3 separate regions of the Homo sapiens genome follow, and all the other regions are linked to region 1. Evidence: chromatin loops called from intact Hi-C (ENCODE). Cell type or tissue: heart right ventricle. All regions are shown on one strand. Links, peaks and the distances in the headings refer to the core of each region. The heading gives the core; the rest is flanking DNA.

Region 1 (10,700 bases), core at 2,295-7,294:
AAGGAAAGGCAGCGCTTGGATTGAACCCTGTCTCTGCTGGGCAAAATATCCTAATGAGGAAGGAAAGGCAGAGGCAACAAAAGAAATCAACGTGGCTATGAGTGAATAGCAAGGATCTCATTCATAAACTCAAAATTTTAAAATATCAGGCACCAACATCAGGCTGAAGAACACTTGACCCGTGTAGAAAGACAGCTGGCTGTCCTCCAGTCGCCAGTCTCCTTTTTTTTTTTTTTTTTTTTTTTAGTAAAAACTGACAATCCAGCTGGGCATGTGGCCACTTACAATAAAAACTACATTTCTCAGCTAGGCGCGGTAGCTCAGGCCTGTAATCCCAACACTTTGGGAGGCTGAGGTGGGAAGAGTTCAAGATCAGCCTGTGCAACATAGTGAGACCCTGTCTCCATAAAAAATAAAAAATTAGCTGGGCATGACGGTGTGTGCAAGCAGTCCTAGATACTCACGAGGTTGAGGTGGGAGGATCACTTGAGCCTGGGAGATTGAGACTGCAGTAAGCTGATAGCACCACTGCACTCCAGCCTGGGTGACAAGAGTGACTCTGTCTTAAAAGAAAAAGAAAAAGGACTACATTTCTCAACCTTCCTGGGTTAGGGGTGGCCATGGTCTGGCCAGTGGGGTGTGAGCAGAAGTCCAGTAGGCAGCCTCCCATCATGCCCTTGGAAGAGGGTTCTGTTGACTTTTTCTTAAGGGTCAGATAGTAAATATTTCAGCTTTCGTGGGCCATATTGCCGTGTTACGACTACTCAACTCTGCACTTGTAGTTGAAAGCAGCCATAGACAAACAGAGTGGCTGTGTTCCGATAAAGCCTGTTTACAAAAACAGGAGGCCAACCTGCAGGCTGTGGTTGCTGACCCCTGCCTTAGATAAATGGGGGCATCCCACACGTTCTTGGTATATTTCACATTTTTGCTCCATGCTAGTTGGAATGCAGATGGGAAGGTGAGCAAGCTTGGACCATGAAGACAAAGGCAACACCCGAGAGATGGAGCAGCTTCAAGTTGAAGGGAGCCTGAGGCCGTGGCTCGCCTCTGTAGTCCCAGCACTTTGGAAGGCCAAGGTGGGCAGATCTCTTGAGCCCTGGAGTTTGAGACCAGCCTGGGCAAAATGGTGAAACCCCTTCGAGAAAAATTAGCTGGGAATGGTGGTGGGCACCTGTAGTCCCAGCTGCTTGGGAGGCTGAGACAGGCTTGAGCCTGGGAGGTGGAGGCTACAGTGAGCCATGACCCACTGCACTCCAGCTCAGGTGACAGAGCGAGACCCTGTCTTAAAAAAAAATAATTAAAAAAAAAAAAAAGAAGGAGTCTGGGGTCCTGATGTCTTTGCAGAGCAAGACTGCCACGACAGCACAAACTTTATGTGAGAGGGGAATAAGTTTCTATCTCCTTTATGTTATTATTTGGGATCTCTTATATGAGCCTGCTAGTAGACAGGAAGAATAAGATAGGTGGCAAGAAGGAGCAGATTTGCCTCTTTCCTGCGGGGATCCTGATGAACAAATGGGAACAAGCTATTATTAACAAAGTGCCCATCATCCCTGCCTGGCACTCCTGGTTCTCTGGTAACATGGGGCTGGTACATTCACCTGGAGTCCTAAATGGGCCCGCTCCTTCTGACAAAGTCTAAATCTGAAACATACCTCCCACTGGCCACCAAGACTTCAGAGAAAAAAGAGAGACTCCTGATACATATCCGAGGGGAAGTGGAAAGAGAGCCAGATGGCCAAACTGCAAAGTTTTCCAATTTAGCTTCATGATGGGAAAACACCAGAGACAGAAGGCAAGGCGAGGCAAGGGAGGCTCACAGCAGTTTCCAGCCTCAGGCTTACAGAAGCAGGAGTCGGCAGAGGTCCATGTGCTGTGTATAACCTTTCAACACACAGTGACCTGATCCACTGGTAAGTGTGGCCCAGTCTACCCACTAAGATCCGTGTTCCCTCCCCTTGAAGAACAGCAAGGAACTAGAACAGGAGCTAGAAGAAGGACAGGCTTCTCAGGTCCCCATCCTGCTCCCCTCCCACCTGCCAAACACTGCAAATTATGTTGAGAGCAAAAAAGAACAAGGAAGAGATGATCCCACAAGGACTGCTTGGAGCAGTTTTCTCATCCTCACACAGGCTGTGTGGCTATCTGCTCTCTATACAGACATCTTTCCTATCTTTCCAAGGTGGGACTCATTTCTCATCTACAAGTAAGAAGGCAGTAACCCACAGATCAAGACTGCCAACCAGATGGACACACGAAATGCTGCTACACACTCTCCTACACGTCAGTAAATTCCTTGCATCCAATGACTCCATGTGCTTCAGTGACGGACCATGAGTGAGCCTGACCAGGCTGGAGATGCCACCACGCAGGTTACTTCCTCCACTCAGCCCCAACTGACAAAGGACACATTTTTATCCCAGCAAAACTTCTGTTTTTCTTTTTCCAAGAAAACAGAAAAGTCGCCGGGCACGGTGGCTTACGCCTGTAATCCCAGCACTTTGGGAGGCCGAGGCAGGAGAATCGCTTGAGCCCGGGAGTTTGAGACCAGCCTGGGCAACATGGTGAAACCAAGTCTCTACAAAAAAATACAAAAAAATTAGCCAGGTGTCGTGGTGCACGTCTGTAGTCCCAGCCACTCCTGGGAGGTCGAGGCTGCAGTGAGCTGTGATCGTGCCACTGCACTCCAGCCTGGAGAACAGAGTGAGACCCCGTCTCAAAAAATAAAAAAAATTTTTAATAATAAAGTATAAAGAAAAGTTATTTAAAGATAGAAAATTCACTTTATAAACAAAAGATTGCTTTTATCCCTTGAAACTTCCTTCCTCAATAAGATTCTTTTCTACTTTTAGAGGAGTCCATTGTTTATATTACCAAACTATTCTTTTCAATGCCATCGCATCAATTAGAAGACAAATAAGCTCCATCAAAGCATACAGCTTTCAAGGGATCTTTTCTTGGGCAGTGCCCAGAGGGCAGATATTTCTAATCTCTAATCCTTTTTGGATCTGGGGCATGTCATTATTTCAGTGTCAGCTGCTCTGAGCCAGAGTGTGGCCCGATGCTGCAGTCTGGGACCAGGGTCCTCCAGGTAGGCCCAGAACCCAGAGGTGAGAAAGTCTAATGGCTGGTATGGAAAAGACAGGGCCTCCTTCTGAAAAGTTCCGTAACTCGGTGAATCATCTTCAATGACTTAAACTGTTAGGAGTCTCAGGAAGTTCATGTCAAGAGCTCTCAACAGCTGGTGGGTTTTATCACTTAGAGGTGTGTCACTGTAATTAATTGATTCCTTTATAACAGTGGAAAGCCTGAGCCAGGTGGCTCACACCTGTAATCCCAGCACTTTGGGAGACTGAGGCTGGAAGATTGCTTTGAGCCCATGAGTTCAAGACCGGCCTGGGCAAGATAGCGAGACCTTGTCTCCACTAAAAATTTAAAAATTAGCCCAGCATGGTGACAAGCACCTGCAGTCCTAGGAGTCTGAGACAGGAGGATTGCTTGAGCTCAGGAATGTGAGGCTACAGTGAGCTGTGATCACACCACTGCACTCCAGCCTGGGTGACAGAGCAAGATGCAGTTTCAAAAATAAATAAGAAAAGTAGAAAAATATAATAGTGAAAGTACTGGAGTTTATGAATGATTTACCTCATTTGTAAAAAATGTATAAATCAGAGGGGTATATTACTTAGGATTCTTTTGGTTGCAAATGACAGACAACAAATCAAATAGCTTAGGAGAAGAGGAATGTATGGGCACCAGGAGGGATGAGGGTGTAGCTGCAGGCAGCTGGGCCTGGGGACTTCATGACTCTAGGGCTCTGCCTACCGCTGAGTTCCTGCTTTTGTTGTGTTTGTGTCTTCCTGCACTGTGACCTCCTTCTACTGAATTGGATTTCTCCATAAGACTGGACCATGGCCATCAGAAAATCATGGGTTCATATATTAGCTTGTTTTCCTGATAGCTAGTTGTGGCAAAGAAAGCAAACCTCCAAGAATGTGATTGATCTGTCAGGGACGTGTGCCCTCCTCCAGACCCATTGTTGAGGCCTAGAAAATGGGATAGGGTGATCAGTGTGGCCTGGCTCTTCTGCCCACCCCTGAAGCAATCACTGTGACCAGGGAGGTAGAAGCTGGCAGCTCCTATTTGAACAGAAAGGGAAGGAGGAGCAGTTTCCCACGAGATCGGGGGTGTTGTTTCCTGATGAAAGCAACCATTCTTTCCATTTATCTATAAAGATTTCAAATGATAGCATATCTTCAAAAATCTGAGATAATAGAAATAATGGAAATGTAGCGCTTGAAATAATTTAGGGAAAAAGGGACTAACGTTTTCTGAATGCTTATTGTGAGACAAGTTATTTGCATATGCTGTCCGTGTAATCCTTAAAAACAAACAAACTATGTGAGGTAGATATTATTATCCCCATTTTACCAACAAGGCAACTGAGACGTGGAGAAGTGAAGTGGTTTGCTCAAGGGCACACAGTTCAGCGGCTGAGCCAGGTTTTGAACCCAGTTCTGTTTGGTTTTAATGCCAGATACTTAACCATTGTAGCACGTTGGCTTCCTCATTGATCTGCCTAGTAAACAGGTATATGATATGTGTAAAATACTTTACATTATTTTTATTTTAATTAATAATACTGAGTCATTGTGGTATTTTTATGACATGGCTGCAAATTTTCTAACACTCCTCCCATGAAGCAGTCAGATCTATGTCCTCTCCCTGTTAATCTGGGCAGGCTTGTGACTGCTTTGAGAAAGACGGCATGGTAGGAATGATGCCATGTGACTTCTGAGGCTGGGTCATGAAAGCCCAGGCAGTTTTGGTCTTGTTCGCTGGGACACTCACTCTTAGCACTCTGACCCACCACAAAGAAAGAGTTCTCCCTGCTCTGTGGCTGCCACGCTGTGAGGAACCCAAGTCATCTGGAGGAGTAACATGTAGGCACCAGGTCAACTGTCCCAGCTGAGCCCAGCCTGCAAGTCATCATAGCCCAAGTGCCAGACACGAGCGAAAAAGCCTCTGGGTGGTTCCAGCCCACAGCCATTCGAATCTTCCCCACTGAGGCCTCAGACATCATGGAACTGAGACAAGCCATCCCCTTTGGTGCCCATCTAAATTCCTGAGACAGTGAATCCGAGAGCATAATGGATGGTAGTGGTTTTATGCAACGGGTTTGGGATGTTTATTCCATAGCAACAGATAACTGGAAGAGCCTCAGAACAGCAATCAAAGATGTCTGACCGTGAAGCATCTGGAATACAAGAAGATGAAACTGAGGAACGCTTTGCATCAGTAAAGTAGCAAAGTCATGATTTTTCCCAATACAGAAGCTCTTGGAACACTCGCGCTGCAGTCTCCCTTCTTCCACCAGGTGGGGTGGATGCATTGGTGGCTGCCTCCACAGCAGTTCCTCACGGAGCAGTGGAAGACTGGGTTTCTTTGGTTCAGCGGGACTGTGGCTGACCCCACCCCAGCTGGGATCCCTGGCTGCGAGGCTGCAGAGCACAGAGCCCCAGGAGGGCTTCGTTTTGGCTGCTGCTGGGAGCCTCTCCCTTTTGTGGGGGAGGTCGGTGCCTCTGAAGGAGGATAGAATCTGAAAACATATTCTCCTGGCAGGCTCTACCATCCCACTGCACTCCTATCAGGGTTGTGGACAGGAGGAGTCACTCTCTGTGTAATGCAGCCCCCTAGGTGCGGCTCAATTTTCCCTCCCATTGGACCTGAGGTAGGGGCATTGACCCCAGCCTTCCTGATCAAGGGATAGGATCCACAGCGAACCCCCAACTTCCTCCTTCCCTCTCCACATTTCCTTTTTCCCTTCCATTCAAATCAAAGTACAACAGATACTTGATTTTTAAAGTCAAATGGTACCATAGTTATATCAGCAACAATAACAGGAAAACATTTCGGTAATTCCCTCCCCATCCCTGACTTCTCCCCTTCAAACTCTTTCAGTCATTTCTGTTACTTACATCCATATTTCTAAGTAATGCATCCATACTGCTATTTTCTCAAATTAGTGATTTTAGATAGTGCCTTTTTACTCCCCATTACAGAAGATGAAGCATTAACTCTTTCATACCACCCCATATTCCATTTGTCCTCCCTTTCTCCTCCCAACATGGTAATATACAACTTTCAGAAAAAGCTGTATTCCATTAATGTGTTTCTGTCTGATTATGGCTATAAGACTTGTGCATTGGTGAGCCATGGAGCATATTATCATTACATTTCCTATCTTGCGCATTTTTCTCTCTCCCTTCCTTCCTTCCTTCCTTCTTTCTCTTCCTTCCTTCCTTTCTTTCTTTCTTTCTTTCTTTCCTTCTTTCTTTCTTTCTTTCTTTGTTTCTCTTTCCTTTTTCTTTCGACAGGGTCTCACTTTGTCACCCAGGCTGGAGTGCAGTGGCACAATCATGGCTCACTGCAGCCTCAACCTCCCAGGCTCAAGAGATCCTCCCACCTCAGCCTCCTGAGTAGCTGGGACTACAGGCGCACACCACCACACCTGACTAATTTTTACTTTTTTTTTTTTTTTTTTAATAGAGATAAGGTCTTCCTGTGTTGCTAAGGCTGATTTCAAACTTCTGAGCTCAAGCAATTTTCCTGCCATGGCCTCCCAAAGTGCTGGGATTACAGACGTGAGCTACTGCACCTGGCCTCTTGCACATCTTGTTCCTTCTGAACATATCACCATAATTCTTCTAATTTAAGACAGTAAGATGTGCCATTTTTTATGTACCACTAAGAAAGAACACTCCCAACTAAACTGTGACACTCCATTGTTTGTAGGATGCATCTCCATATCAGAAATGTTAAAATGTGAAAAATTTATGCATTTTCAAATCCATATACCTTGTTTTTTTGTTTTTGTTGCTTAGATTTCTTTTTAACTGTCATTATTTCTTCCCAAATTTGTTAAGAAAATTATTTTTAATTTTTAAACAACTTTATTGACATATAATGATATACTATAAAATTACCCTATAGTGTAAAATTCAATGGTTTTTAGTATATTTAGTTGTACAGCCCATCACCAGAATCTATTTAAGAATATTGTCATCACCCGAGAAGTCATTCCCCAACTCCATTCTTTTGCACGTAGTTTTTTGTTTGTTTGTTTTGTTTTGTTTTGTTTTTTGAGACAGAGTCTCACTCTGTTGCCCAGACTGGAGTGCAGTGGCGCAGTCTCCACTCACTGCAACCTCTGCCTCCTGGGTTCAAGCGATTCTTGTGCCTCAGCCTCCTGAGTGGCTGGGAGTACAGGCGAACGCCACCACGCCCAGCTAATTTTTGTATTTTTAGTAAAGACAGCATTTTGCCACATTGGCCAGGCTGGTCTCAAACTCCTGGCCTCAAGTGATCCACCCATCTATGCCTCCCAAATTTCTGGGATTACAGGCATGAGCCACCATGCCTGGCCGACAACACTATTCTCTCTGATTGAATTGTTTTGGCACCGTTGTCAAAAATCAATTGACCATAATATGAGGGTTTATTTTTGAGCTCTTAATTCTATTCCATTTATCTGTAGTCTATCCTCATGCCACTACCACACTATTTTGATTACTGTAGCTTTGTAGGAAGGTTTGGAATCAGGAAGTATGAGTCTTCCATCTTTGTTATTCTTTTTAAAGATTGTTTAAGCTATTCTAGTTCCCTTGCATTTCCATATGAATTTTAAAATCACCTCATCAATTTCTGCAAAAAACCCAGCTGAGATTTTGATAGAGATTGCATTGAATATGTAGATCAATTTGAGGGGTACATCCAGTTTAAAATATTAAGTCCTCTGATCCATGAACATGGGATGCCTCTCCGTTTGCTTAGATCTTCTTTAATTTCTTTCAACAATGTTTTGTAGTTTTCATTGTACAAGTCTTGCACTTCATTTATTAAATTTATTCCTAAGTACTTAGAATTTCTGAAGAAAACAGAATTGTTTTCTTCATTTTGTCATTGGATTGCCCATTGTAGAAATATACTTGATTTTTGTATATTGGTCTTATATCCAGAGAAAATTGTTTATATATATAAATCCGCAAGCTCTGAGAGCTATTTTCTATAAGGTCCTATATCTGATTCCCTCTTTTCCCGAGATGTTCCTTCTGGAACCCTGTGTTATCTTATTCCACCTGGTTCTCTTCAGGCCTGCTGCTGCTCAGCTGTCACCCTGGGACTTGCTTACACCTCTCTTGGGTGGATGTCCTATTTTTGGAACCCTTGTCTTTCTCTTTCTTGGGTTATTCCCTCATTTTGGTAGAACACCTGAGAAAGTATACACAAGAGATCAAATTTTGTGAAAAATTGCATATCTGAAAATGTCTTTATTCTACCATCACACTTGGTTAATAGCTTAGTAGGGAATATAATCTAGGTTTGGAAATCACTTCCTCTTACAGTTTTTTGTTTGTTTGTTTGTTTGTTTGAGGCAGGGTCTCATTCTATTACCCAGCCTGGAGTACAGTGGTGCAACCGTAGCTTACTGAAGCTTTGGTCTCTCAGACTCAAGCCATCCTCCCACCTCAGCCTCCCAAATAGCTGGGACTACAGGAAGGCACCACCAAACCTGGTTAATTTTAAAATTTCTTTTATAGAGATGAGATATCATTATGTTGCCCAGGATGGTCTCAAAATTTTTTTTATTTTATTTTTATTTTTTGAGATGGGGTCTTGCTGGGCATGGTGGCTCATGCCTGTAATCCCAGCACTTTGAGAGGCTAAGGTGGGTGGATCACTTGAGGCCAAGAGTTCAAGACCAGCTTGGCCAACATGGTGAAACCTCATCTCTACTAAAAATACAAAAATTAGCAGGGTTGAGTGGTGCACACCTGTAGTCCTAGCTACTCGGGAGGCTGAGGCAGGAGAATCGTTTGAACCCAGGAGGTGGGGGTTGCAGTGAGCCGAGATTGCGCCATTGCACTCCAGCCTGGGTGACAGAGTGAGGCTTCATCTCAAAAAAAAAAAAAAAAAAAAAAGAGATGAGGTCTCACTCTGTCACCCAGGCTGGAGTGCAGTGGCATGATCACAGCTCATTGCAGCCTCGACCATCCCAGGCCTAGGTGATCCTCCCACCTCTGCCTCCCAAGTAGCTGGGATTACAGGCCTTTGCCACCATGCCCAGCTAATTTTTGTATTTTTTATAGAGATGGGGTTTTGCCATGTTGGCCAGGCTGGTCTCAAACTCCTGGCCTCAAGTGATCTGCCCACCTCGGTCTTCCAAAGTGCTGGGATTACAGGCATGAGCCACCATGACCAGTCAGGGAAGTTTTATATCCTTTCTTTGTTAATTTTCTCTCTTTCATTTTCTCTATTTTCTCTTTCTGAAACTCCTTTTTTTTTTGTAATGTTAGACCCTCCGAATTTATCTTCGAATTTTTTTACCTCTCTTCTCTTATTGTTCTTTCTTTATAATTTTGTTTGCTTTCTGAAAATTGTCCTTAAGCTTGTCTTCCAACTTTTCTATCAACTTGTTTCCTGCTATCATAATTTTAACTTTCCAAAGCTCTTTCCTCATGGTTGGGTTTTCTTTGTTTCTAATATGCCCTTCCTGTTTCATGTGAGTAATATCATTTCCTGTGTCTCTGAGAATATTAATAGTTTCAAGGCATTTTTCTTTGTCCATGTGCATTGTCTCTGGACCCTCCATTCCTTTTTGTTTTGTTTGTTTTGATCTCTGTCTTCCATATTAGATTCTGTCCTCAAATCTATGGTGATCCTTTGTTTTACGTTCATACGTAACAATGAGTCCCTGAAGAGTTGCTTAAACACTGAGGAGTTGGGGAGGGATAAGGCTTATCAACTAGTGTATCTTACTGTGAGATAACTGGGCTGAGACCATCTATTTCAATGGGGGGAACTCTTGGATTTCAGTACCTATAAATCTATTTTCTGGGGTCATGATATTTCTCCAGAGAAGAATCTTCCAGTCTCCTGCCTGGAGAGGGCACACATAGGGTAGAGAAAATTCCAGGAATACAGTGGCACAAAGAGGGAGGAGGTGGTGCTGAACATTCAGTTTATAAACTCTCCCGTAATCTTTCTTTAAAATACAGAACATTTTCCACTCCCCTGTGCCTGCCTGCTTTTTTTTTTTTTTTTTTTTTTTTTTTTTTTTTTTTTTTTTTTTTGAGACAAGGTCTTGCTCTGTCGCCCAGGCTGGAGTACAGTGGCGCAATCTCAGCTCACTGCAACCTCCGCCCCTGCTGAATTCAAGAGATTCTCCTGCCTCAGCCTCCCAAGTAACTTGGATTATGGGCATGTGCCACCATGCCCGGCTAATTTTTGCATTTTTAGTAGAAACAGGGTTGCACTATGTTGCCCAGGCTGGCCTCGAACCCCTGTACTCAAGCGATCCACCTGACTCGGCCGGCCAAAGTGCTGGGATTACAGGCATGATCCACTGTGCCTGGCCTGTGCCTGCTTTTCTGATTCAATATCTCCATAGGATAAAACTCCAGTTTCCTGTCAGAGAAGAAAGAGCCACCTGGATGTGGGTGATGGGCAGGTGGGCCTGGGGCTCTAGGCTTTCAACTCCGCTTCCTGTTTTCAGCCCCACCTTCGCCCTCGCTTTTGCAGTAATAGGTGCCTCCAGTTCCTGAGCTTCACAGTTCAGCTTTATCAGCTCTGCTTCCAAAACTGTGTTAACATTCCTTATCTCTCCTGTTGCTGCTCTCACTCTCTTAGTCCTTATT
Region 2 (5,000 bases), core at 1-5,000, 51 kb after region 1:
AGTTGCAATGAGGGGGAGCGCCCCTCAGAGGAGGTGAGGGTACTGATCAGAACAATAGCTGTCCCTGCACTGGGGTTCAGCCAAGGCCCCAAAACGCTTTTTCAGCATAAGAATTAATACTACTTTTATATGTAATGATAGTTTTTATTCCTAATCTTACCCTGAGGCAGTTTGTATTCTGAATTGTTAGAGAACTTTTCCACTTACTCTGTTTGCTAAGAGAAGAATAGGTAATTTGTAGGAAAATTTCAACAAGGCTTCCCAGTTGACGTTCTCCCTTACTTCGTGTAGCCTGCCTAAGAGATATTTAATTACCCTGCATTGCTCATCACTTCTCATTTTACCCTGTCCTTAGAGAAGAGTGGAAGACTGTTCTCAAAGCAGTGATTCAGGGACTAAGGCTCCTTCTATCTGTGGCTCTTTTATCTTCAACATATGGTTGCCAAGGTTGCCATGCTTGTCTATATGGACAAGCTCCCAAAAGGAGAAAAGAGCATGGAGGGTCATGAGTGAGAGGTTTTTAACGGCCAGGTCTAGAAGTGGTCCATGTCAGATTACTTACTTTCCATTGGCCACATGGCCACACTTCACTGAAGGCTGGGAAATATGATCTAGCTGTGTGCCCAATAAGAAGAGGAACTGAGTTTCAGTAGCCAGCAAGCCAGCCTCTGCCACAGCTTCTTTGGTAACATTTGTTGCTTCCCCTTTTCCCCTTTGCCATGCATAATAGTTGTGTAGTTTGGGTGGGATTGAGCTCATTTCCAGCTCTAGGGTGGGCCCCAGCAACATCCTTGCCTCATTTATTGGTTCAGTAATAGATACATAACCCAGGCCCAAGCTGAGCAGGACATGGAATTCATCTGGTCCCAGTTACTAATTCAGGGGCAGGCATGTCATAGAAACTGTCCCAATCAGACTATGGAGTGGTTGGGGGAAGATGTTCCTCCCACCTCCCTCACAGCCCCCCACAGTGAGGACAAAGCCAACTCCTGGGTGAGAATAGGCTTAGAGAATTGCAAACCCGTATTGTGAAGTCCTACCAAACCTTTCCTGAAGCTCGCAAGAGCTGACCCTGGACTCTGCGTTAGCATGAGGCAGTAAATCCACTCTATCGCCTAATACTTTAAGATTAATTTTCTTGACTTGCAACCACAAGCATCCTGGCTGATACAACCAATGAAATGGAAGAGGAATAGGGAGAGAGAAAGGATACAATCTGAATCTCTAAGTTCTGCTTCCGTTCATTGCTGTCAGTTCTATGATGTTTCTTTGAATACTTGAACACAACCAAGTTGGGTCTGAATGGATGTATCTTAGTTTCACTTCCCCATTCTCTGGAATTAGAGTGGGGATAATTACATTTTTTAATATTCTTTTTTTTTTTTTTTTACCTTTAGACAATGTTTTCTCTCTGGATTGAATGATACATAGTTTCTTTGAAGAATACATTATGACATTTTATTTCTCTTCCACCATAATGGAATCATATGGACTCAACATAGTCCATATGATTTTTTTTCCTGTTTTGTTTTAGTGACTTTTCTAAAGTTTGTCTTTTCATCTAGGAAGTATATAGAATACATTTATCTTACACATTGCAGTATGCATTTGTTTTATAGCTGGGTATTATCTCTATATTACTATAGGACTTTTTTTTGTTTTTTGTTTTGAAACAGGGTCTTGCTGTGTCACCCAGACTGGAGTATAGTGGCATGATCACAGCTTGAGCTCCTGGGCTCAAATGATCCTCTCACCTCAGCCCCCTGAGTAGCTGGGACTGCTGCCATGCACCACCACATCTGGCTAATGTTTTAATTTTTTTGTAGAGAAAGGTTCTCACTATATTGCCCAGGCTGGTCTTGAACTCCCGGACTCAAGCAATCTTCCTGCCTTGGCCTCCCAAAGTGTTGGGATTACAAGTATGTGCCACTGTGCCCAGCTGTTATTACAGGAACTTTTAATATTTTGAGTTAAATATTCCAGGCCATTTTAGAATTTGAATAGCTTGTCAAATTTGTTGATTTTATAGCACCTCCGTCTTGAAAAATATGCCCCCTGGTGTTCCTAAAAGAACATTTTGAGAGAATTATATGGTATTTAGTAAGGCAATTAGAAATCACCAAGTATTTAGGGACTATTGCTTAAGAAGCTAATTTGCACAATCAGAATTCATTAGCCCAGGACACAGACACCTTATACACCTGTGGTGACAAATGAAAACTGTGAAAGTCCAATCTGATTCATTCCTCTCAGAATATGGAGGACAGGAGAGTGGGGACAACCTCAGCATTAGGACTGCCCTCTCTCGTTTTGTTTCAAAAAGAGTTTAAGTAACTTAAAAAATACATATAATAAGTTTAAAAAAAAAAGGAAATTGGGCCAAGGGAACATGGCGAGAACTGACCAATTAAGTCAGGAGTGAGGTCAGTATGTGGAAACACATGCCACAGGGGCATGCATGATTGCCATGGGGCTGGGTCACACGTTCGGCTCTGAGCTTCCACAGCCTCACCAAATACGAAAACAGTTGCAGAATTCTGGAGATTTAAAAATGGCAAATGACTCAGGAGAAGTACAGTTTCTGAGCTCAGACCTAAAGAAATTATTCTCTCAGGAAGGGGAACATCACACTCTGGGGACTGTTGTGAGGTGGGGGGAGGGATAGCATTAGGAGACATACCTAATGCTAAATGACGAGTTAATGGGTGCAGCACACCAGCATGGCACATGTATACATATGTAACTAACCGGCACATTGTGCACATGTACCCTAAAACTTAAAGTATTATTATTATAATAATAATAATAAAAGAAAGTATTCTCATGGGTCCTTTCAGAGGGACAAGGTTCTGAACAATGTTGCCATCATAAATGTGGTGGTGAATGTCTCTCAGTGCAAGCTGAGGGCAGGATGCCATACACAGATTCCAGGTGGGGCTAAAGTACATGGTCCAGGCACTCAGTTAGTTTGATTTGGGAATTAACATTTAGTCTACCTGGAAGAATGTGGTATTACCCATTTTTAATCTTGGCCAATTTTATTTGCATTAAGTTGATTTGAAACGGATATCAGTCTTTGTCCATATGTTTATCAACCATTTGTAATTTTTTTTATATTGTCTATTACTTTGGCTGTTTTCCTATTGGAGAAATAGAGTTTTTCTTCTTGTGTAGATTTTTTAAAAGTTAAGAATGTTAATCTTTTTGTCATGTGTGGTGAATAACTTTTTTTTTTTCCCTGGTTTGCCTTTTAAACTTACCCCTGGTAAACATTTTTAGGATTGCTCACTGAAATAGGAGGGAATTAGGCTACTGTATTGCGAGTGGGAGGATGAGATTAGGGCATGTATATGATGTCCCTTCTGGCATTAGAGACTTTTGACATGTACTTGAGAAGAGGGAATATTTGGAATTTGGACTAGTCCCTACGAAGAGGAGAGGAGGAGTGGTTGGGGACATGGAGAAAGCACCTTCGGCAGCACTTGGTGTCCAGCTGTGGTGGGACATTGTGCATTTAATTACCATTCTGCAAGCTGTGTGATCTTCAGCAGTGTTTGGCCATTCTTCTGTACATGGGTGAAAGATAGACAGTTAGATTGATCTGGAATTGGAGTTTTGCATTTCGCAGAATGTCCAGTAGCTACTGATGAGAGAGCAAAAGTGTGGGATGTGGGTTTGGGTTTGATAGAAGGGAAAAGCATTAGAGGGGGACTAGGAGAACAGATGATATAGGGCCAGGCAGTGTCAGTTAAAGGGGCCAAATGATTATATGCTTAGAGCAGTGCCTAATAGGTGGAGCTTCTCAACACGATTCAGCATGGGTGGTGGTGGTAAGTGAAGACTGAAGAAGCAGCCAGCCACAGTAGCACAAAAGCAGGCAAAACAGATCTGTGCTGTTAGAATTCAGCACAGTGGTACTGGGAGGGGACACAGGGCGGCTTCTAGTATGCCGGTAATGTTGCTTCTTGATCTGGGTGCTGGTTATACAGGTACGTTCAGTTTGCAAAAATAAATCTATTAGTACAGTTACGCTATATGTACTTTCTGTGTATGTTCAATAAAATGTAAAAAATAATGAAAGAGAGCACATACTTCGGTGCCCCACCACATTGTTTTCAGATCTCAGCTCTGCAACTTTATAGCTGTGAGACCTTGGGCAAATTACTTAACCTGTTTGTGCCTCAGATTTCAAGTCATATAAAATGAGAATAATACGTACATCACAGGAGTGCTGGGAGGATTAAATGAGTCTCCCAATAGTGTTGAGTACATAGTAAATACTCCCAGAGTGTTGCGTATTATTATTTTTTAAATAATTATTATAAATGCGAATATGTATGAGGGAGAACTGATGAATTGGAAATTTGTGGTCAGAGAGAGCTCTTGGACATTCTGCCAAATGACATTCCTAAGTATGGCCATACAGTGGTGCCTGTAGTGGAGTGGGGTTGGACTGCAGCTCATAGTCAGAATTAAAGGGAAGGGTGAGGTGGTTGTGTTGCCATATGAACCTTGACCTTGCCCAGGGTGATGGTAGTACTTGGAGTGAGCTTGAAGCACTGAGGTCCTTAATGTATGTGAGTGACTTAGAGGTCAAGAGAAGGTGGCAGGGGTGGCATTGCTGTGTGTTATGAGCCTCAGGGTATCTAGGAGTGACAGTGGGAGAGTCAGAAGCTGGCTCCCTCTAATAGGGAGTGGTCTGGGCAGCTGTGGCCTTTGCAGAAAGTCCTATTCCAGGACTTTCCCTACAGTGTCTGTGCCTGCATAGTCAGTGGCTCAGGGAGGGATCAGAAGCCAGGGAACTTTGCAATGTTGTGATGGTGAAATATGGGTTAATTATATTTGCTTCAATATATTTTCAGAATTCCACGTGCTGATACCCGTAATACTCTGTCAGACCCCATTACTGCCTTTCTCCTTGAACCTTAGCTATATCTGCTTCCCCTCACCAGACCCTTCCTCCATACTGTGTAACTCATCCCCCACCCCCAGTTCAGTTG
Region 3 (10,700 bases), core at 2,827-7,826, 210 kb after region 1:
TTACAGGTGTGAGCCACTGCACCAAGCCAGTTTGTGGTATTTTTTTAATGGCAACCCTAGAAAACTAATATAGCTCAAACGGCCAAAAAAAAAAAATCTTGTAAAAGAACTTGAGGGGATTCACAGTTTCCAACTTCAAAACTTATTACAAACCTACAGTAATCAAAACAGTGTGGTACTGGCATAAGGACAGATATATAGACCAATGGAATAGAACTGAGAGTTCAGAAATAAACTTGTACATCTGTGGCCAATTGACTTTTGACAAGGGTGCCAAGTCTGTTCAATGTGGAAAGAACAGTCCCTTCAACAAATCGTGCTGGGTTAACTGGAGTTCCACATGTAAAAGAATGAAGCTGGGCCTCTACCTCATACCATACACTAAAATTTTAAAAATGGATTAAAGACCTAAATATAAAAGCTAAAACTATAAAACTCTTAAAAGAAAACATGAGTAATTCTTCATGACCTTGGACTTGGCAATGAGTTCTTAGATATGACACCAAAAGTACAGGCAACAAAAGAAAAAATAGGCAAACTCAACTTCATCAAAATAAACTTATCTGTTGCGGGAAGTCAGGGACCCCAAATGGAGGGACCGGCTGAAGCCGTGGCAGAAGAACATAAATTGTGAAGATTTAATGGACATTTATCAGTTCCCAAAATACTTTTATAATTTCTTATGCCTGTCTTTACTGCAATCTCTGAACATAAATTGTGAAGATTTCGTGGACATTTATCACTTCCCCAATCAATACTCTTATAATTTCTTACACCTGTCTTTAATCTTTCAATCCCATCATCTTTGTAAGCTGAGGATGTATGTTGCCTCAGGACCCTGTGATGATTGTGTTAACTGTACAAATTGTTTGTAAAACATGTGTGTTTGAACAATATGAAATCTGATTGTAAAACATGGGTGTTTGAACAATATGAAATCAGGGCACCCTGAAAAAGAACAGAATAGCAGCGATTTTCAGGCAACAAGGAAAGATAACCATAAGGTCTGACTGCCTGGGGGGTCAGGCAGAATAGAGCCATATTTTACTTCTTGCAGGGAGCCTATAGACAGATGTGTGAGTAGGAGAAATATTGCTGAATTCTTTTCCCAGCAAGGAATATTAATAATTGATAACCCTGGGAAGGAATGCATTCCCAGGGGTAGGTCTATAGACGGCCACGATGACAGTGTCTGTCTTATGTGATTGAGATAAGGGATGAAATACGCCCTGGTCTCCTGGAGTGCCCTCAGGCTTTCTAGGATTGGAAATTCCAGCCTGGTGAATTCTAGTCAGACCGGTTGTCTGCTCTTGAACTCTGTTTCCTGTTAAAATGTTTATCAAGACAATGCGTGCACAGTGGGACACAGACCCTCATCAGTAATTCTAATTTTGCCTCCATCTTGTGATCTTTATGGCCCTTTGAATCATGTGATCCTTGTGACCTACTCCCTGTTTGTATACCCCTCCCCTTTCAAAATCCCTAATAAAAACTTGCTGGTTTTGCGGCTCAGGTTGACATCACAGAACCTGCCAATATGTGATGTCACCCCCAGAGGCCCAGCTGTAAAACTTCTCTTTGTACTCTTTCTCTTTATTTCTCAGATCAGCTGACACTTAGGGAAAACAGAAAAGAACCTATGTTGAAATACTGGGAGCTGGTTCCCCTGATAGCTATCAAAGAACACTATCAACAGCGTTAAAGGCAACACACAGAGTGAGAGAAAATACTTGCAAGTCACATATTTCATAAGGGATTAACATCCAGAATATATAAAGAACTCCTACAACTCAAGAAAACAAACCACTTGATTCAAAAATGGGCAAAGGATTTGAATGGACATTTCTCCAAAGACGACACACAAATGGTCAATAAGCACATGAAAAGATGCTCAACATCACTAACCATTAGGGAAATGCAAGTCAAAAACACAGCGAAATATCTTCACTTCACACCCATTAGGATAAGTACTATTTTTTTAATGGAAAATAACATGTTGGCAAGGATGTGGAAAAAATCAGAAGTCTTGCACATTGCTGGTGAGAATGTAAAATGGTGCAGCTCCTGTGGAAGATATTATGCATGGTATTTCCTCAAAAACTTAAACAGAATTACTAGATGACCCAGCAATTCCACTTCTGGGAATATAACCCAGAAAATTACAAAACATTATTGAAAGTCCTAAATAAAGAAAGGCCTAAATAAATAGAAAGACATCTTGTGCTAATGAATGGTTAGCAAAGCAATGATTCCAACAGATATTTGTACACTCATGTTTACAGCAGCATTATTCATAATAGCCCAAAGATAGAAACAACCCACATGTCCTTCAACAGATGAATGGATAAACAAAATGTGGTATATACACACAACAGAACATTATTCAGCCACAAAAGGAATATAATTTTGCTATATGCTACAATAAGGATGGACCTTGAAAATATTACGCTTAGTGAAAGCAGCCAGGCATAGGAGGACAAATATTGATGATTTCACTTATATGAGGTACCTAGAAAAGGCAAATTCATAGAGACAGAAAATGGAACTGAAGTTACTTGGGGTTTGGGGAAAGGGGGAATGGGGAGTTATTTAATGAGTGCAGAGTTTTTATTGGGGATGATGAAAAAGTTTTTTGAGTACACACAATGATCATACATAACATGAATGCATTTAACATCACTGAATTGTACACTTATGGGTGGTTAAAATGATAAATATTAAATTTTATCACACTTTAAAAACAACACTTTACCAAATTTCATAGAATTGATGATAGTTAAATGAGAGGAAATGAAGTTCACTTCCATTATCCATAACATAGATATTTTCCACAAGGCATCTGATGAATAATATAATGACAACCATGAGTTTTAAACACTACATTTTTGCCAGCTTTGGAATTTCTCCAAATGAGCCTTTTTGTGCTCCACACATACTTTTGCTACAACCATCTGTACCAGAGCTCAGCAGATTCCCACCTCAGGTTACACCGAATTAGTGATTTCTAGTCTTCTTTAAAAATATTCTTACCTATAGTTGTTCTATGTAGATTACTCATAAAGCCAAATTCTCAGTCTCTTCAAACTTGGCATTGACACTTTGAGCAGTACTGGTAACATCTCTTGACTCATCAAAAGCCAAGGAAAACCACTCAAAATCATTTCCCTTCCTTCTTTCTGTTGGTAAATTAGAGACAGGGTCTCACTCTGTTACCGATGCTGGAGTGCAGTGGAGCCATCATAGCTTACCGCAGCCTTGAACTCCTGGGCTCAAATGATCCTTCCACCTCAGCCTCTCAAGTAGCTGGGACTTTAAAATTAGTGTGCCACCACACATGGCTAATTTTTTTTTTTTTTAACTTTTAGTAGAGACAGATCCTCGTTATGTTGCCCAGGCTGGTCTTGAACTCCTAGCCTCAAGCAATCCTCCTGCCTCGGCCTCCCAAAGTGCTGAGCCACCATGCCTTACATTTCTAAATGTTTAAAAGATGAAGAAGAATATGGCCAGTGAAAATTCAAATTTCAGTGCCCATAACGTTTTATTGGAACACAGCCATATTGAAACACACCCTAGCACCACTGCTCTCCAGCCTGGGTGACAAGGTGAGACCTTGTCTCAAAAAAAAAAAAAAAAAAAAAAAAAGTAAAAGACATTTTTATACACCTGCTGGAGGGTGGTCTTAAAAATAATAAAAACTAACATTAAAAAGCCATTTTTAGTTTCTGGCTCACACACAAACAAGCAGCTGGCTATCATTTGCCAAACTCTGCAGTTGAAGAGAGAAAATAAGCATTATTCATATTTCTCACAAGTTCTAATGGGAAAAAGAGACAACCTCAAGTAAAGAGGAAGGAAGGGAGGAAGAACTCCGAATGCTGGTTCTTTGAAACTATCGGTAAAATAGTCAAACACATGACATGTTTAATTCAGAAAATGAAGACTATTAAATATGAGACATAATAGATTTGGAATCTTCCTAGTTACAAGGGAAAACTATGCATAATTACATACTAATAAAATGGAAAATATTGATGACATAGGCAATACAGGAAACATATATGAATTTACAGATATGGGGGGAAATGTGTGCTTCAGTGAAACACTATGCACTGACTGATAAGAGCAATAACCCGGGTTCTGATTCAGATTCTACAAGGGCTCTGAACCTTCCACTGCCTTCAAGCGATTTTGCAACTTTGTAAGTTACAGATACCTGAGAGCATGCAGAAAATTCCTGTCTAGAGACTTGCAAATAAGATTGTTCCAATAGAGCTTCAGTTGACTTCCCCACTGTAGAAGGAAGAGGCTAGTTTTGTGTCCATTTATAAATTCCTCTCAATGTTACTTTACTCCAAATTAATTTGTCCTTCTTTGACTTCTCCTTTGAACTGATTATAACATCTCAGTTCCCCCAATTGAGTTTTTTAAAAAAAATCTTTGGCCGGGCGCGGTGACTCAGGCCTGTAATCCCAGTACTTTGGGAGACCGAGGCGGGCGGATCATTTGAGGTCAGGAGTTCGAGAGCAGCCTGGCCAACATGGTGAACCCCGTCTCTACTAAAAGTACAAAAATTAGCCAGGCGTGGTGGCGGGCGCCTGTAATCCCAGCTACTCGGGAAGTTGAGGCAGGAAAATCGCTTGAACCTAGGAGGTGGAGGTTGCTGTAAGCCGAGATCACACCACTGCACTCCAGCCTGGGAGACAGGAAGACTCCGTCTCAAAAAATAAAAATAAATTTTAAAAATCTTTAACATGTACTCATTTTATATAAGTATTTAACTTCTGTTAGTTGAAAATAACGAAGGAAGATATGGGAAAAAAGAATTACCTCCAAAAGTTTCTGAGGGCACTTTCAATCTTCAGCAAGCACTGTATCCATGACACAGAAAGCAGAAGACAGCCTAGTTTATGCCAACAGCATTACTCCGACGCATAGAATTTGAGAGGATACCCCCGAGGGTACCCGGCAGAGCACGGCACTGCCCGGAGAGCTCACTCGGAACACCTGTGCTGGGCCCGCCCCAAACTGAAACACAAATCACAGCCCCTGGGGGCGGGGGTGGGGGCGGGGCCTGACCATTTGCGTTTAATGAGATCCTCAGGTAGCTCTAATGAGCACTATGATTGGTCGTGTTTTAGAGGAAAGAACCAAAGCCTAGAGAGGTTACCCAGCACAGCTGGAGCACTGTCACAGCTGCTTCCCGCAGTCCCCGTGCAGCCTCCCGTCCCTGCCCCTCCCTTACTTCGTATCTAAGTTACCTAGGGCAGGTTTCCTAGGTGGGCGAGCTGGGAAGATGAAAATAATGACATCGCCCCCCAGTGGAGGAGTGTGGGAAGTATCACAGCAAGCTGCCCAGTTTTATTATTATTGGTAATTTTTCTCAGTTTGGGCTTTGTGTAAGCTCCCCCTTGTCTCAGCTCCCCGCCCCGCCATACTTACATAAAGCCCAATCCTTTCCTCACCATTAACATCAGACCTAGGGGAGGGGCTTCTTTATGCAGAGCTGTATTTAGAAGGTAAGAGTATTTGTTGAGAATGCTCTACCCCCCCTCCACATACAAATACAAACGTTTGCTGGGAATAAATAATCTCTTCCTTAGAGTAGAATACGAATAAATATAAAAGGAATGATGGATTTTGAATATCAACAATAGATGCTAAAGCTAGTGGGCAAAAAGTTGATGAGGAACAGATATTTTGCCTCAAAATATCTGCTCACAATTACAAAGGGGAAAGTTTACAGTAGAGAAATTTGACAGATGTACCTTAATCCAAGGTGCTCAAAGTAAACATCGGGAGGCTGAAGTGGGAGGATCACCTGAGCCTGAGAGGTCAAGGCTGCAGTGAGCTGTGATTGTGCCACTGCACTCCGGCCTGGGGGACAGAGTGAGACCCTGACTGTAAAAATAAAATAAAATAAATAAATAAATAAATAAATAAATATATATATATATATATATACGTATATATATATATGTATATATATATGTGTATATATATATATATATATATATATATATATATATATATATATATATAGTTAGGAGGAAAAGTTCTAGTGTCTTTAGCACTATACGGTGACAATTTATTATATATTTTCAAATCGCTAGAAGGGTGGATTTTGAATGCTCCCAGAACAAAGAAATGGTGAATGCTTGAGGTGGTGGAGGCACTAATTGCCATGATTTGATCATTGCACATTGTATACATGTATAAAAATATTATACTACACCCCATAAATATGTACAACTGTTCTGTGTCAGTTAAAAATTATAATAAAAGCAAAAAATCTACTCTTTTAGAAAATTTCAAGTATACATTATTAACTATAGTCATCATTCTGTACAACAGATCTCCAGAACTTACTAACATTATATTTAATTCTGATCAAATTACTAGATACACAAAGTTACGAACAAAATGGTATCTGGAGCAAGAAATGCTCAGTAAAACGAACAAAAAGAAAACGAGAAGAAAAGGACAAAATGGTGACAAAAGGCTTATATCAAAAACCATTTCTTGTGCCCTTTCCTTTCTTGCCTTTGAGTGCTAATTCCCAGAGGCCATCACTTTAAACTCATTTTGCTACGTCATCTGGTATTTATAATCATATTTCTAAATAACGTTTATGTTGCCATTTCTTGATTTGTTTTCCTCAGTATCTGTTGACTTCCTGGCATAGCACAGTATAGGGATTTACCTCCCTTATGAGATCTTAACAATTTCCTTGCCTTCATTCTACCAATTTGATTGGATCACAATCTTATGAAATCAAAAATATTTACATTCTTGTAGACACCTAAATATTCTTCCCTCAGCCAAGTCCTGCACTAAAATCGTTTCATTTCTTTCTTCCCCTGGAGTTAATAATTGCTTCAGATATTTTCCCTTCATTTGCTTATATGTTTTTGTACCTACCTATTACCTACCTTTTTTTTTTCAGATGCTCCAACTGATCTATCAAATGTCTAGTGATAATTATCCAAAAACTAAGAAACACTGGATACTGTATCAGCCCTATTATTTTCCTGGAGGCTTCCCTCTCTCCCTTGCCCTCCATCCTGCTCCAAACTGGACTCAGCTCTCTCAGCCTGTGGCACGACTGGCATCCTGGCATGTCTCTGCATCATCGTGTGAATTTCCTGCTGCCGCTTCTGTGTGCATCCTTCATCCTGCTCCAAACTGGACTCAGCTCTCTCAGCCTGTGGCACCACTGGCATCCTGGCATGTCTCTGCATCATCGTGTGAATTTCCTACTGCCGCTTCTGTGTGCATCTCCTGTTCCCTGGCCCCAGATCTTCTTTTTCCTTGGTTTATCCTCTCATTGTGTTGCAGCACATCTTCCAGTGGCTTCCTGAGACAGAGTGAATGGAAGCCAAGCTTTCTGACCCCATATATTTTAAAATGTCATTGTTCTACCTCAACTCCTGATTACTAGTTTGGCTGGATGCAATGCTGTAGTTTAAACAGAACTTCTCCTCACATTGGGAAATATTGCTCTATTATTTTTATTTTCTAGTTCCCAGTGTTGTTGGGAAGAAGTCAGTGTCATGCAAAGTCTTGGCTCTTTACATACAACCTGTCTTTTCTCTCTGGAAGATTTTAGGAATTTCTCTCTATCCTTGGTTTTCTAGAATTTCTCAGTGATGTGCCTTATTGCAGGTCTTTCTTCATTCACTGTGCTAGTCACTTGGTAGATGCTTTTTGTTGGTGTAAGAGCTGAGGCAGGACTGGCTTGTCAGTCATAATATAAAAGAGTCTTGGAACATGTCCAGGGTCCAGGGTCCAGGTTCTAAAACCCCTCGTGGCCTTTGGAACACCAAGTTCTGTGCCAAAGGGTGGAAGGCTGCCCTGCCGCACCACAATCTAAGCCCAGGGCATAAAATCCCTTGTGGCTTTGATGGAATCCAGGGCTCAGGGCATAAAACCCCTCATAGCCTCTGGAGTGTGCACAGACTTGTTGGTTGCTCTCCCAGGCTCAGAAACATGTTCCCCATTATCTCAAGCAGCAGAGCATATTCTATATGCATCAAAGAAAATGCAAAACCATCACAGCTACACTTGATGCACCGGTACCTTTCTACCACCACGTCCCCACACCCTCACCTGTTTACCCCCACATCCACATGTCCTCACCACCTGCTTGCTTGTTTGATCACCAGTAAATAGTGTGGGCTCCCAGAGCTCAGGGCCTTCACAGCCTCCAATCTAGCATTGGCCCCCTGGACCCACTTTATGCACTCTTGTCTTTTCTCATTCCTTTGACCCCGCTGGACTTTGGAGCCTCCATGGCCTGGTGTTGGGCCTGATCACCCCAACACTTTTGAACTAGAAAATTATGTCCTTCTGGCTGGGTGTGGTGGCTCATGCCTGTTCCCAGCACTTTGGGAGGCCGAGGTGGCAGATCATAAGGTCAGGAGATTGAGACCATCCTGGCTAACATGGTGAAACCCCATCTCTACTAAAAATACAAAAAATTAGCCAGGTGTGGTGGCACGCACCTGTAGCCCCAGCTACTCAGGAGGCTGAGGCAGGAGAATCGCTTGAATCAGAGAGGCAGAGGTTACAGTGAGCCAAAATTGCGCCATTGCACTCCAGGCTGGGTGAAAGAGTGAGACTGCATCTCAAAAAAAAAAAAGAAAAAGAAAGAAAATAAGAAAATTATGTCCTTCTATTGTGGGAAGCTACCAGCAGGTTCATGTGAGCTGGGTAATCTCATTCTTTTCTTCCAAGGACAGAGGTAACAAGGCCCTGGGAACCTTATAAGTGGATGGGGGGAAAGGGGGCCTGAGGTGAATCCAACAAAGCTGCAGCACCCACTGAGCTCATGTCCCAGGGCTAGGCTCTGCCTGAGGACAGGAGACATGGGTAAGACCCACTTCCTGCCCAGTCCCATGGTGGGGCTCAGGACACACATGGTCCAGGAGGCCCCCAGTTCCGGGCTGCATTTACATGCACCTACCTGCATGTAGCATTCTGTTCGCCACAGGACAACTTAGGGGAAGGAGTAGCTCCACAGAGCAGGACAGGAGGGAGGTAAATAATCATGGGGTGGGGAGTGGCCTTGTGGGGAAGGGGCAAAGGCAGGGTTGTGTGTGTATGTGTATTGGGGGAAATGGGGAGAGCATCTGAAGTTTTATCTGCCCCCTTTTTCTGGCCACTGCACCCCTTTTTTCCTGAATAGTTTTTTCTTCCCATTATGGACTGAATGTCTCTGACTCCTCCAAATTCACACTGAAGCCCTAATCCTCCGTGTTGCTGCATTTGGAGATAAGTCCTCTCAGGAAGTCATTAAGGTTAAATGAGGTCCTAAGTGTGGGGCCCTGATTCAGTAGGATTAGTGTCCTTATAAGATGAGACGCCAGAGAGTGCACGCACTCTCTCTCCATGTGCATACAAAGAAGTGGTCATGTGAGCACACAATATGGCAGCCACCTACGGGACAAGAGAAGAGGCCTCAGAATGAAACCTACCTTGCTGGCACTTTGGTCTAGGATTTCCCAGCCTCCAGAACTGTGAGAAATAAATGTTTGTGATTTAAGCCACCCAGTCTGTGGTATTTTGGCATGGCACCCTGAAGTGACTAATACATCTCCCCGCCCTACTTCAACCACATGACACTAGAGGGCTTGGCAGTTCTAGTGTCCCAGCTACCCAGCCAATCCAGACCAGACCAAGCAGAAACTTTCTTCTGGAAGTTTCTGAATAGGAACTAATGGAGAGGAGCCCCATCCTTTCTTGCGGGAAAAGCCAGGAAGATGGAAGCCTCATGCTGCCAACAGCCTGATTCCAACCTTGTGAAGAAAGTTGCTCTGAGAGCACAAAACTGATCTGCGGACTGAGGTGGAGACAGAGACAAGGGAAGGAGCCTGCAAATCTTGACAGTGCTGGTGACTCTGAGTCCAGGTATTCCTGAGGCCCAGCTGTTCCCTGCCCTGCCCGTGGCTAACTTACTGAGCAATGAACTTCCCTTCTTGCCTAAGCCAACTCGAGTGAATTTTCTGTCACTCACACCCAAAGAGCCCTGACTGCAATGGCAGGGCATGGCAGGGCTGGGCTGGCCGGGGCAGAGGACAGTGTGGGTGGAATCAGCTGTGACACGCACACAGGAAGTACAGTTATCACGTGGACTCCATGAGGTCTTCCTCTGGCCCCAGCTGGGAGCAGGGCTGGGTTCATATGCTCAGTAGGTCAGAGTGAGGGATTTGGTCAGAGGTGCCATGCTCAAGGCCATCTTTCTATGGGCCAGGCTCTTCAGCATCAAAGGCTTTGCCATCAGAGATAGTTTTAGTCACATCTTGGGTTCACTTGATAATTGCTGTTCTCCTAGTTTCAGAATCTTCCAATTAGCCTTCCCCACATGGATGATAGGAAGCAATAGGCATCCTTGCCAGAAGCCCAGACCAAGAAAAGGGTTCCTGCCAGCCTGCCCAGGGTTCCAGAGGGCAGGACCAAGGGGTGGTGGGAGGACCCCAGCCTGGGCAGCTGTGACATGTACACCACTCTTGATCCATCTCCAGGAACTTTTCACCCCTCAAGGGTGGGCCCCCAGTGGGGCACACATGAGAAAGACAATGCCCATGTTTCCCACTAGCTCCCCCATCAAAATTGGTCATTGCACCAAGCTCCCTCCTCCATTAAAACTAGACAGACCAAGAGTCACTTTCCTAATGGATGGGTCTTCTTGGTCCATCTCATGC

What was found. A loop is a pair of places that touch in the nucleus more often than their neighbours do. Peaks named below come from ENCODE experiments on the same cell type or tissue, not always from the same donor. Only the 100,000 strongest peaks of a DNase experiment are listed, where the experiment ranks them.
Region 2: it touches region 1 in a loop (2.1-fold over the local background); 16 of 110 quality-filtered maps call a loop at or near these places.
Region 3: a loop joins it to region 1, with 2.9 times the contacts of the local background. A loop is called at or near these places in 22 of 110 quality-filtered maps.

The regions. Positions count from the first base shown.
Region 1 is chr15:84,950,138-84,960,837 of GRCh38, forward strand. It overlaps a transcript of SLC28A1 not described here. Among named protein-coding and RNA genes, the nearest start is that of PDE8A, 26 kb to the right of the region's middle. In heart right ventricle, for the core only: CTCF peaks have their summits at 5,377 and 5,576; a DNase peak (open chromatin) is centred at 5,404; H3K4me3 peaks cover 521 bases; H3K27ac peaks cover 432 bases.
Region 2 is chr15:85,003,475-85,008,474 of GRCh38, forward strand. All of the region lies in intron 1 of PDE8A (phosphodiesterase 8A), which reads left to right. Among named protein-coding and RNA genes, the nearest start is that of PDE8A, 24 kb to the left of the region's middle. In heart right ventricle, for the core only: a CTCF peak has its summit at 2,061 (motif pointing left); no DNase peak of the experiment used is centred there; H3K27ac peaks cover 594 bases.
Region 3 is chr15:85,163,731-85,174,430 of GRCh38, forward strand. No RefSeq gene overlaps it. Among named protein-coding and RNA genes, the nearest start is that of PDE8A, 190 kb to the left of the region's middle. RefSeq lists an enhancer at 1,078-1,614 and a silencer at 4,981-5,120. In heart right ventricle, for the core only: a CTCF peak has its summit at 5,334 (motif pointing left); no DNase peak of the experiment used is centred there; H3K4me3 peaks cover 532 bases; H3K27me3 peaks cover 451 bases.